2 separate regions of the Homo sapiens genome follow, and region 2 is linked to region 1. A link is a contact called in ENCODE Hi-C or POLR2A ChIA-PET data. All regions are on one chromosome and are shown on one strand. The core of a region is the stretch at or near the end of the contact, and the rest is flanking DNA. Distances in the headings are between cores, read along the strand shown. Region 1 has its middle 21 kb from the start of MTA3. Region 2 holds the start of KCNG3 (potassium voltage-gated channel modifier subfamily G member 3).

Region 1 (4,431 bases), core at 1,237-3,736:
AATATGTATATATAATATATTATATATTATATATGTATATGTATATAATATATTATATATTATATATGTATATGTATATAATATATTATATATTATATATGTATATGTATATAATATATTATATATTATATATGTATATGTATATAATATATATTATGTAATATATGTATATTATATATTATATCATATATATTATATATGATATAATATATAATTTAAATATATAATATATAATATGTATATATAATATATTATATGTATACGTATATATTATATATTATATAATATATATTATATACGTATATATAATATATACATATATTTTATATACGTATATACGTATATATGTAATATATAATGTATACGTATACGTATATAATATATTATATATTATATACGTGTACATATACATTATATATTACATATATACGTACACGTATATAATATATAATATATTATATACGTATACATATATAATATATACAAATATAATATATTATATACATATATATATTATATATATATTTTAAGATGGAGTTTTGCTCTTGTTGCCCAGGCTGGAGTGCAATGGCACGATCTCGGCTCACTGCAAGCTCCGCCTCCCAGGTTCAAGCAATTCTCCTGTCTCAGCCTCCGAGTAGCTGGGATTACAGGCATGCACGACCACGCCCAGCTAATTTTGTATTTTTAGTAGAAATGGGGTTTCTCCATGTTGGTCACGCTGGTCTTGATCTCCTGACCTCAGGTGATCTGCCTGCCTCAGCCTCCCAAAGTGCTGGGATTACAGGCGTGAGCCACCGTGCCCGCTGATATATATATATATATTATATATATATATATATTATATATATATATTATATATATATATATATTATATATATATATATATATTTTTTTTTGAGACAGGGTCTCACTCTGTCACCCAGGCTGCAGTGCCATGGGGCAATCACAGCTCACTGCAGCCTCAACCTCCCCAGCTCAGGTGATCCTCCCATCTCAGCCTCCTGGGTAGCTGGAACCCCAGGTGTGTGCCACCACACCTGGCTTAATTTTTGTGGAGATAGAGTTTTCTGTAGAGATGGCGTTTTTGCCATGTTGCCCAGGCTGGTCTTGAACTCCCGGGCTCAAGCAATCCTCTCGCCTCAGCCTTCCAAAGTGCTGGAATTACAGGCGTGAGCCACCATGCCCAGCCCATTTAATATTTGCATTTTAATTTTATGTATATACGTATATTTTGAGACGGAGTCTTGCTTTGCTGCCCAGGCTGGGGTGCAGTGGAGCAATTTCGGCTCACTGCAACCTCTGCCTCCCAGGCTCAAGCAATTCTTGTGCCTCAGCCTCCTGAGTAGCTGGGATCGCAGGTGAGTACCACCAAGCTCCGCTAATTTTTTGTATTTTTTGTAGAGACAGGGTTTTGCCATGTTGGCCTGGCTGGTCTCGAATTCCTGACCTCAAGCAATCTGCCCCTCTCAGCCTCCCAAAGTGCTGGGATTCCAGGCATGAGCCAGCGCGCCCGGCCCCCTTTAATATTTTTAGACCTCAGGTTAACTAAAACCTCAGAAAACAAAACCACGGATAAGAGGGGATGATTGTAATGTCACGGGTTATTTGGGGTTGCCTCTCTACTGTATGGGTGGCCTCCAAACTGGGCTGACCATCAGGACCACAGGGCAGCTTATCTTATTTTTCATAGTAGCTTTAAAGCTAACTAAATATGGCCTTAGAAGGACTCCGTACTTCTTTATTTGAGTCCTCGTGGACGAACTGCAACCTAGCTTAATAGATAGACAAGATTGAAAACCTAATTTAGGAGTATGCACCTGTAACAATAGCTAAGTCAGGACCACAGGGCAGTTTATCTTATTTTTCTTAGTCGCGTTAAAGCGAACTAAATATGGCCTTAGAAAGACTCTGTACTTCTTTATTTGAGTCCTCGTGGACGAACTGCAACCTAGCTTAATAGACAAGATTGAAAACCTAATTTAGGAGTATGCGCCTGTAACAATAGCTAAGTCTTGGCCAGTCCCAGAAGCCATACTTCAACTGCTGAGTGTTCAAATAAGACAAATGCCTCCAGGCGCGGGGGTTGACGCCTGTAATCCCAGCGCTTTGAGAGGCCTTGGCGGGCGGATCACTTGAGGTCAGGAGTTCAAGACTAGCCTGGCCAACATGGTGAAACCCTGACTCTACTAAAAATACAAAAATTAGCCGGGCGCGTTGGCGCGTGCCTGTAATCCCAGCTACTACTTACGAGGCTGAGGCACGAGAATCGCTTGAACCCAGGAGGTGGAGGTTGCAGTGAGCAGAGATTGCGCCACTGCACTCCGGCCTGGGCGACAGAGCAAGATTCAGTCTCAGAAATAATAATAAGGCAAACGCAGAGCTGTAACCAAGCCAGCTGTTCTGTACCTCACGTCCTATTTCTGTTCATCACTTCCTTTTTTTGTCTGTAAATCTTACACCACGTGGCTGGAGTCTCTGAATCTGCTGTGATTCTGCCGGCTGCCCGATTGGCGAATTGTTCATTTAATTCAGCTGAGATTTTTATCAGTAGACTTCCAGACTCCACCCTAGACCTACAAAATCTGTCTCTGGGGGAGGGGCCAGGGAATCTGTATTTTATAAAGTTCCTCCATAGACTGTAGTCATCAGAGAGTAGTGGGGGGAACCTCTGCAGTTTAAAGTCCACATCCTCGTGAAGCCTGGCAGATTAGCCCCTGCTAGCTCCCTACGCAGTTTCTTACCACCTCTGTAAAGCTCTAGCAATAAGATCCCTGTGACAAGTGTCTCATTCTGCCACATTGTATCGTTATTTGCCTGCATGTCCCACCCTGATCACATTCATCCTCCTGTCTGCCCACATGTCCTATTTCCTACCAAAATGTGAGACATTGAGAATAGAGACCCCTTCTGTTACCGCCACAGATTATATGAACACGGATGCTGGGTGCAGTCTTGCAACATGCGTAAGGAATAAAACCAGGAAATGCCTCTAAATAGAGTGCATGTAGGAAACTCTAAGTAATTTTTTTCAGTTCTTTTTTGTTTGACCAGGAAAAAAGATGACCAACTAGGAATGACCAACCTAGAAACGCCTCTAGTTTGACTAGAAAAAAGTGACCAACTAGAAATGCCTCTAGATGGAGTGCACATAGGAAACTGCAAGTAATTTTTTTCAGTTCTTTTTGGTTTGATTAGAAAAAGGATGACCAAAGTTGCCAGGTTAGATGGCAGGGGATGACCACCCCTGGATTTGATTATACACATTTTACTGAAAGAAACAGGTCCAGGGACACTCAGGGTCAGAAAACCAAGTAGAGCAGACAAGGACATCCTAATTCTGGAACCGAGATTGCCAGCATCCTACACAGGCTTCTTCCTCAGTGTGGGGCCAGGCCACACCCTCCACTAATTTCTCCTGGGGCCTTTGTTTGAGTGGAGCCACTTCATTAGCATGTAACAATGGAGAAATCCGAGGTGCCCTGTGTTTTCCATTTATATTTTAAGTGCCAGCAGTCACCAGGCGCCTCCATTGTTATTGCTGTTAGCTGAAGTTAATGGTTTCTTATTAAAAATCTAAGGTCCTCCCTCCCTCCTTCCCTTCCCTACCAGGTTATCTAAAGAGTGAATTCCCGGATCAGCCAATTGCCCTTTCAGGAGTGGCTTAGGGAAGCTGCTTTTAAATAGTACCATTATCATTGCGATTAGTGTTAACGCGGAGCCTGTCTTTCATTTCTTGAAATCTTTCTGGGAAGGCACGTTCCAGATACCCATCTTAAGAGAATTTCAATAACCAGAATTTCCAGTCTGAAGGCCTTCCAACTGCAGCGTGGCACAGTAGGAAGTATGGAGATCTCAGGTCAGGGCTTAATCAGGAATCTTAACCTGAACCTCAGTCTGAAATCCATGAGCCTCAATGTCCATCCATGTATGTAAGCTATCTGCTTTTGTATCCCAAGCTTCTTTAAGGTACACATCATGCAATCTATTGAAAACGATGTGTCAACTTTAAACCCTCTTGAAAACCTGCCATGTGCCAGGCACTAAACTAGAAGCTTTACACATTTTATCTAATGAGGTAGGCCTTATACCCTTATTTTACACATAAGAAACCAGATTCCTCTGCTGTCCCACCCCCGAAACACTCACACATTTTTAACTCCAACTCATTGATTCTATCTGGGAACCTCCCACTCTCCCTTCCATCCCTCAAACATAGCCTTCCTTGCCCTAGTTCTTACCTAGAGCATTTCTCTCCCGAGTTACTGACAATGCCTTGTGTTTTCTTAGGTTCCTTTTTTTTTCTTCTTCTAATTTTATTTTTGAGACAAGGTTTCTCTCTGTCGCTCAGGCTGGAATGCAGTGGTATGATCACGGCTCACTGCAGCCTCAGCCTCCCAGGCTCAAGTGATCCTCTCACCCCAGCCTCCC
Region 2 (4,492 bases), core at 1,563-4,062, 53 kb after region 1:
TGGCAGCAATCCAGGCCCTGGAAACAGAGTGAGCAGAGTTTGACATGAGAAAACCTGATTCTAGCCTCTGCCAGGATGCTGCTGCTGGGAATGCTCGGGCTAGTTACAGCCACATCTCTGAAGCTTTGTAACTTCGGAGGGGAGGAAAAAATGGGAGTAATTTGCTTTTTTTTTTTTTTTTTTTTCCTAGGTTCTGAAACTAGAAAACCTCTAGGTTCTTTCAAACTCTAAAATTCTACCTTTAAATTGTAATGCATTCTAAAGATTTAGATATGAAGACCCTAAATACCATCCCGAGTCTAGGAGAGAATCTGGATGTAATACTTCTCAACATTATCTTCTCAAAGTACAAAGAATAGAATTGGCTTTAAGAATGCTCTCTAAACCAGATTATATTGAGACAAGCCTATCATTTCTGCATCACTGTTTTCTTTGTTTAAGAAAACGATTTGGGTATTGCTGCTGCAGCAGTGGTTGATGATATTAAAATCAAATAAAAATATTACTCTTGAAACAAATGAAATGATTTAAGCCTATCTCTCTAAGAAATCGCATGAAAATATACCTAGGAGGCACACATTGTATTGTCATCAAATTAATTTGTTTTCTAAGCTCAAATGTAATTTAAAATGAGATATTTCTTCAACTGGTTCAATCAACAGACAGTAGAAGGATTCTACGGAGAGAACACAGGAAATAAACCCTACAATAATGTTAGAGCAAACAATCGGCACTATAGTTCTGTCTTCTATTGCTTGTGATGCTTCTAGAAAGTATTTTTTAACGGCTTCCTGATGAATTGGCTCTTGGTATCAAGCCAGGCTCATCTCTGGCTCACATCTGCAAACTTTTCCCCATCCTCACGTCCTACAACAAATCCATCTTCAAGACCTGCAAAGTTCTTGGTCTCAGCGTTTCTCAGAACAGACCCTTCTTCATCTTCACAGACACGGGGTTGGGGATCCCATTCCTGGGTTGCGAAATGACCTTCTCCTTAGAATGACCCAAAGTGCAAAGGCATCTTCCTGAAATAAAGCTTTCATCAAGCCATTTCTGCTATGGAAACCTCCAGGGATTCCATTGCTTATGGGATCCAATTTAAATGCTGCAGTTGAGATCCCCATTGTTTCAGTGGGCAAGTGCATTATACTTCTTCACAGACTTTAAACCTCCACATTCGAGATTTTGCTACTAGGAATGTTTTGCCCTTTCTCTGTGCCAACTCATGGCCATCAGCACCTCCAATTCTGTCTTGAAACTCACTTTCTTACAGATATTTTTCTTGTTTAATATCTACTTAGTAGATACTAAACAGCAAAGTAGCAGTATCTACCCAGTAGACACTAAATAGCAAAATAGATACTGAATAGCAAACTATTTAGTAGATACTAAAGTAGCAAATAACTCCTGTTTTTGAGCTTTTAATCACATTTAGTGCTCTTAAGATAAATTATCCAAGTCTGGGGATAAACAACTCACAGAGATTTTCATTCTTTAAGAAGCCACCGAGAGTGATTTTACTTAAAAGACAGCACTCACATTTTCAGTTGTCTGCCTTTTCACTAGGAATCCACTTAAGAACCAGCGCAAAAGGACTCCGTTTGGCGACCTCTAGCGGGCACCGGACAATCCTACAAAATTACGAAAAGTAGAGGGCAATGAAAAACTCTTCCCTTTAACCAGCCAGGTTACCCTGTGGTCAGATGACCGCATCTCACCCTACCCCACCCTTATTTTTTTCTTCTAGTATTTGTTTTGCATCTAACACGGTTCGCCTTACAACTCACCTGTCTCGCCTCCGGCGGGCTGGGCTGCCGGTGTCGGGTGTCAGGTGAATGAATTGCTGGTAGCAGTTTAAAATAATCCCTGCCAAGTGGAACCCGCTTTCTGGGCACGGACAAGAGCGCGGGGTAGATCGCTCTGCGGAGCCTTCACGGGGCTCTTCCCGCTCGGAGGGCCGGTGCTGCAGCCGGGTCAGGGGTGCGCGGGGGAAATCAAGATATTTTGAAAAGGAGGATGCAGACGAAGACCAAGAGAAAGGCTGTTTTTGCCGGTGACAAGGCGTTCCTCCCCAGACTTTCATCCCACTCTAAGGGCAGCATCTCGAGAGGGTCCAGGCGCGCTACACGTTAGGCGCCTTCTCAGGACTCGCGCCCCAGAACGTGGGGGCCGGGGCCGGGTCGGGGACCGCTTCCCTCCGCGGGCTGGCAGGCGGCACCGAGGCTGGGGGATGGGGCGTGTAGCCGCCCTCTGAGCACGCGGTACGTGGGTCGCCCCGCGCGGCGGTAGGAAGAGCAAAGTCGGCAGGAAAAGCCGTGGCTGGGATGCCTTCCCTGAGAAATCCTTAGGGGCGATGTCAGAACCCGAGCTGGGCTCCGGACAGTTTCTGGAAAAAGCTCTCCAAACGCCGTCTGTCCCCGCACCCGAGTCCACACTGGGCTTTGAACCAGGGCTGTTAAAAGGGGCCCTGGGGACTGCCCAATTCATCCCGATGGCCCAGGGCAGGACGCGGGAGCAGGCATCCCGGCGCTGGGCTCCCCGCTCCCCCGCCCTGCGGACCCCTCCCCGCCACTACGGGCCGGAGCGGAGGGGGAGGACGGCGTCACGAGGCGGGGAGCCCGAGGTCCAGGGCGGGGCGCCCGGGAATCCCAGCCCGAGCAAGCCGGGGAGGTGCGGGCGCGGGCGGGAAGCGGAGGGCGGCGCGGAGGGAGGTGAGCGGCGCGCGCGGAGCCGGCGGGCGAGGAGGAGGACTGCACAGAGGCCCCGCCCCCGCCGCCGCGAGCCGGCTCTTCGCCGCCTCCGAACCCGCTCACTTTGCCTCTCGCCTCTGGACGGCGGCGGGGCGGCCGCCGGATTCGCGGCCGCAGGGAGCGCCGGAGACGGGGAGCTATTCCGCCCCGGCGGCTCCATTCGGCGCCCGCAGCCCTCAGGGGGTCGGCCCCGCGGCTTGGGAGAGGGCACCGCGGCCTCGGTGTGCGCAGCCCTCGGGCGCGAGGGTCGGCGGCGCGGACACAGCCGCGTTCCCAGCCGGTGGGGCTCAGCGCTGGCGCCGGCGAGGACTCCCCGGCCACCCGCAGGTACCGCCGGGCGGAGGGCGCGCTACTAGCAGCGCCGGAGATACTCGAGCCCAGGGACCCCCGGGCCAGCGGAGGGCAGGAGCGGAGCCCCGAGGGAGCGCGGGCCCCGACGGCGCGCTCCCCCGTCAGCCACGGGCAGGCAGGCCCCGCGTGGCGGCTTGGGGTGGGGGGCTGCAGCGGGGCCCTCGGGCCGAAAGTCCCCCGGGCGGCCAGCCATGACCTTCGGGCGCAGCGGGGCGGCCTCGGTGGTGCTGAACGTGGGCGGCGCCCGGTATTCGCTGTCCCGGGAGCTGCTGAAGGACTTCCCGCTGCGCCGCGTGAGCCGGCTGCACGGCTGCCGCTCCGAGCGCGACGTGCTCGAGGTGTGCGACGACTACGACCGCGAGCGCAACGAGTACTTCTTCGACCGGCACTCGGAGGCCTTCGGCTTCATCCTGCTCTACGTGCGCGGCCACGGCAAGCTGCGCTTCGCGCCGCGGATGTGCGAGCTCTCCTTCTACAACGAGATGATCTACTGGGGCCTGGAGGGCGCGCACCTCGAGTACTGCTGCCAGCGCCGCCTCGACGACCGCATGTCCGACACCTACACCTTCTACTCGGCCGACGAGCCGGGCGTGCTGGGCCGCGACGAGGCGCGCCCCGGCGGGGCCGAGGCGGCTCCCTCCAGGCGCTGGCTGGAGCGCATGCGGCGGACCTTCGAGGAGCCCACGTCGTCGCTGGCCGCGCAGATCCTGGCTAGCGTGTCGGTGGTGTTCGTGATCGTGTCCATGGTGGTGCTGTGCGCCAGCACGTTGCCCGACTGGCGCAACGCAGCCGCCGACAACCGCAGCCTGGATGACCGGAGCAGGTACTCCGCCGGCCCTGGGAGGGAGCCCTCCGGGTAGGACGCACTGCTTCTCTACCCGTCCCGTCCGTCCTGTCGCGTCTGTCCGTCCCGTCCATACGTCCCGTCTCCGTCCTGTCCGCCTCCGGGCGACCGAGCCAGCGGGGTGCGCGCCCAGCGAGGCCCAGGCGCGGCCAACTACGGGACCGGTCGGTCCCCACTCCTACCCCGTTGTCCGGGGCACCAGCGGGGTCTGGCCCTTACACTAGACGCACCTCTTGAGGGCGAAATCCTCAGGCATGGGGAGGGGCGTGTAGAGATAGACAAATGTCCCCTCTTTGTAGTTTACTTTTGCGCAGAGAGCAACCTGCTAATTACATTTTTCTGAACTTTTATTGTTAGGGTTCAACAATTAAGCCTTGAACTAAGCGCAGTTTGAATTATTTGCCAATTTTTGGTAGTGTTTGGAAAGATGGATTCTTGTTATGGTGAAATGTGCACTCTCCACACATTCTATACACTCTGCCCCCGGCATACTATGTGCTGTAATGGAATCGTTATATTATAAAGCAGGTTAATTTATCGATAGACT

Evidence for each region. Hi-C counts contacts between places; a loop is a spot of excess contacts on that map. ChIA-PET counts read pairs that join two places held with the same protein, here RNA polymerase II (POLR2A). Pooled maps may share reads with other maps.
Region 2: a map of OCI-LY7 shows a loop between it and region 1 (3-fold over the local background). The contact joins the promoter of KCNG3 here to the enhancer-like site in region 1. A Hi-C loop is called at or near these places in 3 of 168 maps with a recorded cell type or tissue (Caco-2, HepG2 and OCI-LY7), 2 of 37 single-sample maps with no recorded cell type and 3 of 50 pooled maps. POLR2A ChIA-PET finds 5 or more read pairs at or near these places in 3 of 52 experiments (H1, T-cell and WTC11).

Annotation. Positions count from the first base shown.
Region 1 is chr2:42,545,271-42,549,701 of GRCh38, reverse strand. It overlaps a transcript of MTA3 not described here. Among named protein-coding and RNA genes, the nearest start is that of MTA3, 21 kb to the left of the region's middle. RefSeq lists enhancers at 1,818-2,323, 3,219-4,105. Within about 2 kb of position 2,486, at least 2 of the 41 ENCODE cell types and tissues checked have a DNase peak (open chromatin) inside an H3K27ac peak, as active enhancers do; they include OCI-LY7, where a contact is called at or near this core.
Region 2 is chr2:42,492,302-42,496,793 of GRCh38, reverse strand. It overlaps KCNG3 (potassium voltage-gated channel modifier subfamily G member 3), which reads left to right and starts at 2,812. Exons shown (of 2, transcript NM_133329.6): 1 at 2,812-3,957. The coding sequence starts at 3,293. It also overlaps a transcript of MTA3 not described here. RefSeq lists enhancers at 1,491-1,785, 3,110-3,867, 3,868-4,492 and silencers at 2,540-2,619, 2,710-2,759, 2,940-3,029.